2 separate regions of the Homo sapiens genome follow, and region 2 is linked to region 1. The links are chromatin loops, found by intact Hi-C in ENCODE. Cell type or tissue: IMR-90. All regions are shown on one strand. Each heading gives the region's core, and the rest is flanking DNA. Links, peaks and the distances in the headings are about the cores only.

The links. A loop is a pair of places that touch in the nucleus more often than their neighbours do. Peaks named below come from ENCODE experiments on the same cell type or tissue, not always from the same donor. Only the 100,000 strongest peaks of a DNase experiment are listed, where the experiment ranks them.
Region 2: a loop joins it to region 1, with 3.0 times the contacts of the local background. A loop is called at or near these places in 3 of 110 quality-filtered maps.

Annotation. Positions count from the first base shown.
Region 1 is chr9:70,109,884-70,112,798 of GRCh38, reverse strand. The region is part of intron 4 of MAMDC2 (MAM domain containing 2); the gene reads right to left. Among named protein-coding and RNA genes, the nearest start is that of MAMDC2-AS1, 65 kb to the left of the region's middle. In IMR-90, for the core only: a CTCF peak has its summit at 1,626 (motif pointing right); DNase peaks (open chromatin) are centred at 1,658 and 2,098.
Region 2 is chr9:69,744,606-69,747,520 of GRCh38, reverse strand. All of the region lies in intron 2 of PTAR1 (protein prenyltransferase alpha subunit repeat containing 1), which reads left to right. Among named protein-coding and RNA genes, the nearest start is that of PTAR1, 14 kb to the left of the region's middle. In IMR-90, for the core only: a CTCF peak has its summit at 1,611 (motif pointing left); no DNase peak of the experiment used is centred there.

The sequences.
Region 1 (2,915 bases), core at 220-2,719:
ATTGGCCCTTTGGATTATGGCCCTTCCACTTATTAGCCATGTCACTTGGAGCATGACTTACCACTTTTTGTAGCCTCTGTGTCTCCATATGTGAAATGGGGACAATGTTCCCACTTCACAGAGCTATTGTAAGTGTGGAGAGCTCCCAGCATAGTGCCAGGCATGTGGTCAGTGCTTGGTACAAGTCAGCTATTTTTATCAGTCACCTCTGTCTCAAAGAGCTGTTCAGGGTTATGCTCGTAGCTCTAGAAAATTTTTTCCACAACCCTTTCTTGAATCTACTGGCCCAGTCCTCCATTCCTTTCTCTTCTCATGATGAACAAGTTGCCCAGAGCTGAGGGACATGTGTCTGAGATGCTAAAATTCCCTGTTTTTCTTATAAATCAGAACCCAGGTAAAATAGGTGGGGCAGATATATCCTAGGTTCTGGTCCCTTTTGCAGCTACTGAGTAGAGAAGAGAGAGAAGATAATCAGATCCCCCTCTTCTACCCTTAGTGTCATTGGCATGTTTGCATGGATATATTGGTCTCCATCAACAATTGTTCCTTAAAAGGGAGCAAGAAACCCACAAGCTAATGCCTCCATTGACCCTTATAATCACACAGTTAAACTAGGAAGTATAATTGTGCTGGCCACTGGCCCCCTGCGGATCCACGTTGCTCTTCTCCACCTGATAGGTCCTGCAGAGGTTGACCTATCCGGACTGTATCAATGGGCTACCCTGCCTTCCATCTCCCTGTTGGATTCGACCAATGGAGGGTGGAAGGAGAATGAAATCAGGGGTTTACTTGCCCAGCAGTCTCCCAGCCAGGTCGCCATGAGTTGGCAAGTCTTGTCAAGCAGCCCTTGTTTGACAAATAGCTATTGTTTACAGGTACTGGAAACTCCTCCTCCCTTGTCCTTTCAGACCAAAAGAAGATAACAGCTCCTGAATCATCACTGTTACTAGTCCTGGGTCACAGAGCTATTCCTTGCTGGCTTCCTTTACCACTCACACCTTTGTGGTCTCTTCAGTGAGCTTCCCTCAAATTACTCAGGTTGACTGTACCCTCTGTTTCCTCCTTCCTGCCAGGATCTTGACTGGTGTAGTCAGCAATGTGTTTTTACATTAGCAAGCACTGAACATTTCTAAGATTTTCATTTTCAATGTTTCCACCACAGTGTCTGCTAGCCAATGCCCTAACATTCAGTGCCAAATGCTGCCTAAGAGTAAAATAAAAAGCAAAATATTCCTCAATATGCCAGGCTCCATTCTGAGCACTTTACATAAATTAACTTATTCAATCTTCAAAGCAGCCCCATGACATAGGCACTGTTACTAACCTCATTTTACAGATGAGCAATGGAGAGAGGCAGATAAAGTACCCAGAAAGAAAGAAGTCAGAGTGTGATCATAGAGTTTAACAAGATAAAAGTGTTGGCATCCTTTTGTTTTAAACAAATCAGAAGTCACCACATCATTTGAAGAAAGGCAATTAACATGTTTTGGATGTCCAGCACTGTATATACCAATTATTTTCATAACCAGGATATTCCTCCTCCTAAGAATCCTAGGAGGGAAGCTTTTTATTCCCATTTTACGGATGCCAAGAGGCTGAGGCTCAGTAAGCTGACTGAGCCAGCAGGTGGCGCTCCACCAGAGGTGTCTGACTTCCCTGTCGTTCACAAGCTGTGCAGATGCCAGGTGGAAGCCCAGCGGGAGGCTCAAGGAAAAGAGCCTGAGCCTCACTGTATCTTCAGAAAATGGTCTGTTTTCTTTCACTTGCCCTAGAGATATCATTGAGGTCAAAACAGACAAGTGAAACGTAAGGGAATTAGCAAAGGCTTTTTTGTTGTTGTTGTCGTTCAGAATATTCTTTGACTCTCCTTTCTCTTCCCCGTCACATTCATTTAGCCTTCAAGAGTTGTCAGTGCTGAAAAATCTCTCAATTCTACTGCCTTTTTCCAATTCCACTGCTAATTCAGTATTACCCTCATTATGCCCCCTCTGTAATGTCACAGCTGCTTCCTAGGGGTTTTCCCACCTGCTATGCATTTTCTTTGTACCCAACTCATTTTCCACGTGGCAGCTGGAGTCATCTGAAAGTGCAGCTGCACACTTCTCCCCTGCTGGCTGACCCACATGATTCAGCAGGTCCAAGCTCCACATCCTGCATCCACACTCTTCCATCACAAACTCCCTTAGCAGTCCTGGTCTCACTTCAAACACCCTACTCAGCCTCTTGCCTTTGCCTGAACCTGCCCTGTTTCTTTCTCCCCACAGGGGTCTGGCCATGGAGAACCCTTGCCTTCCTACCCTGCACCTCCACTTAACTAAATTCTTCTCCTTCTTGAAACTCCTGCTCCAGTGCACTGTCCCTATTCAGTCCTCTCCAATTTCCTCTCCTCCTCCCTGCGCCTCTCCACTGCACAGCTTGTCCTTCCTCAGCAGTATTTGCCATATGCAGAACTAGCTTCAATGTAGACAAATAGGAACTGAACCACCATAGGACAGGGTTTATCCTTTCTTTATGCCCTCTTGGAAGCTGGCAGATAAGAGACAGCCAACCAACTCTGCTCAAGTGAAATCTAAGTGACAACTGTGATTATTAAGAGGAGAGCCGTGGTGTGCCAAGAGAGAAATAAGGGAAAGGAGGTAATACAATGTCTGCTTTTCTGGCACATGCTACAAAAAGCTGAGTTTCCAGCAATTTGTAAATTATTTTAATCAGAATGTGTTGAGGTTAAGGTGGCAGCTCTGAAGTTACAGTTCCTGCATCTATATTTCTTTCATTAATCCAGACTGTACAGGCAGATTCTAATGAGCCTTCCCACACTAAAGACAAAAAACATACAGTATTCAAATGAATCTAGCAAAGAATTTAAACCAGTATGCATTATGCAGTGCATTCTATAAAATAGTTGGTCTTTAGGA
Region 2 (2,915 bases), core at 297-2,796, 370 kb after region 1:
ACATTTATGTTAGCAGCTATTTGATACATATGTTCATTACAGCCACAAGCAGCATTCTTCCATTCTTTGACTCTGTGTGTACTACTGCCTTACTTCCATGCCTTTGCTGAGGCCAGGCTCATGTCTTAATGTTGGCATTATCAGTGTGGTTGCCAGCACATGCACGTGCATACACATACACACACTTAACACTGTGAAGCCTTTTTGACTGCTTCAGGAAGCAATAATTATTCCCTGCTCTTTTATGGAAGCCCTTTACTCAGATGGCTTGCATAATAGTATCACTTGTCACACTGTATTTTAGCTGATTAAACAACCTTTTTCCTGGCTGGAATGTGAGTTTATTAGGAAAAGGGATTGTGGATCATTTTTATTTACTCAGAACCTTTACATGTTCAACAGACATTTGTCAAACGAGTAACAAGAGTTTGTAAGCAAGAGTTTTTAGCTTAGTCTAGCTATTGATTCTGTGACTGTGTACTATAATAAACAAGGCCTCTCTGGTGTTTACCATATAGCTTTAACTCAAGCTTCACTTCTTGTGGTAACCTGAATGTATTTTGGAGGAAAAGAATTACTGATTTAAGTTGGCCTTGAATTTATTTCTAGATGCACGAAAACCTTTCTCTGTTAGAGACAGTTGTCAAATCCAGTGACCATTACCAGGTGACTACTGGCCTTGGGCCATTTCTAGAATGCAGTGCAGCAAGAAAAGCATATTGATTTTTCTCCAACTTCTGTAGCATCCTTTTATCTTCTCCTTGTTATAGCTGAAATTTAGCTACTTTTCTATGTATAATGTGCCCTGATTTCTTTTTCTCCCTGTGGCGTGATGATGGGTTAGTCATATATTGTAGTGTGTGTAACAAAGGAACATTTATTTGCTGGTATATGTTCTGTTGTTTGGAGAGAGACCTGTTTAATTTCAAGAGACTGTGGAGATTTCAGTAGCTCATGTCTTTTGGGTGAAACTGCAGAGGAAATGGCGTATTGTTGATGAAATTGAGAGAGTCAAATAGTTACAACCGTTGATTATACATGTTCTTTTTCAGGTCTTTGGTTCAGTCCTGACCTGCAGAAGGCAAAGTTATTGCCTGTAGTGTGGTAGAGTGAAAGAGCATCTGCTTTGCAGGACAGCAGACCTGGATTTAAACTGAACTTGTCAGCACACTGAAGTCACTTAGCAATGACTTAGCAAATTACTTAACCTCTTTCTTCCTATTTCCACACCAAAAGAAGGAAATACTAATCAAGACCTCAGAGGGTTGTTGTGAGGATCAGATTCTTTAATTATGTCTGATACTTCTAATCTAGTTTCTTCTCCTAGTCCTTTCTCATTTCTGTCATTGCACTTTACCCCTAGCTTCTTATATCAGACTGGAATATTTACTGAAGGAAGTCTTGTCTGAGCCTGAGTCCTGAATGAGGAAGTTTTAGCAGTTTGTGAAAGAGGAGAAGAGAAGGGCCTATGGTTGTATATGTTACTAGGTACCACCGATGGTGGTCAAGGCTGTTGATGTTTTAAATTCGAAGATTCTTAAAAGTCAAAAAGTATCCCTCTGCTCAGCAGTCACTGCTTAGCCAGCTTAGGAGGATCTTTTGCTCCCTCTGGAGGCATCCAGTCCCAATATCATTTGTGGAACTGGACTAGAAAATACAGGCTTTGTAACAGGAATTACCATTCAGTCCTTACTGTATGTCAGAGACTGTACTAACACTTCAAGGATTTAATCATCTAATATACCCATGATAGCTCCATCTTACATACGAGAAGGACATTAAGGCCTAGAGAGATTAAGTGATTTGCCCAAGAATTCCCAGTAAGTGATGGAGCTGGGCTCTGTCTGAACCCAGTAGCTGCTGTTGCTCTCTTAGGGAGAGACCTGCCAGTAGAGGAAGTGTTACTTTGATAAGTCTTCCTGTATCTTCACATAACCATAAAATGAAAAGCGGGGACTTAAGTACTTGCTGTGTTAGTTTTTGCCTTGTGCTGCTGTACAGAAGTCTCTCATGGAGGATGGACTTCTTGTCTTCACTTGTGATGGAGGGAGGAAGGAAATTGTGTTAGAAGTACAAACAAATAGCAGCTACCATTGGTCAGACACATTTTCTTTAATGTAGAAAGGGAGATTCCAAGGGACTATGCTAATTTACCTAGGTAGAATAATCACTTTTTAGAAAATTGTAGATGTCAAAAGAAATTCCAGAGGCTTTCCCATCATTTACAAACCTTTCCATGTAACTACTTGACTACAAAGGGGTTTTTTGTTATTGCTGCGTATTTTACAAGTTTGGAAATTTAGACAGTTTTACTAAAGGAACAACCTCCTCATTATTCCAGACTTCCTTACTTATGTTGAAAATACTCATTTCTTTGTCAGTCAGTGATGGCGTTTAATTGTACTCACTGTGTGTCAAAAAGCTGTGGAGAAATGGAATGAATTTCATTGCTCACAACACCATGAGGTTGATGTTTCACTGAGGTTTCACTGAGTGAGTCCTTGTTTCACTGAGGTTCCAAGAGGTTAGGTTATGTAGGTAGTAAGTGGAGAAGCTGGGATTCAAACCCAGGTAGTATGGCTTTAAGGAAGGCCTATCCTCTTACCACTCCTCTGTGCTGTGGTCAGACATGGAGCTGCTTTTGGCCAGGGACTGTGCTTACTCATCTTCAGCCAGCTCAGTACCTGGCTTATTGTAGATGCTTACAAAATTTGTTGAGTGAATGAATAATTTGAACATGTATTAGAGAGGACCTGCGTGCAAAAAATTTGTGGTCCAGTTAAGAGGACAATATTTATGTAAGTAACAAAAGTAAGATACGCATAAAACAGATGAGGCCAGGTGCAGTGGCTCACACCTGTAATGCCAGCACTTTGGGAGACTGAGGCGGGTGGATCACCTGAGCTCGGGAGTTC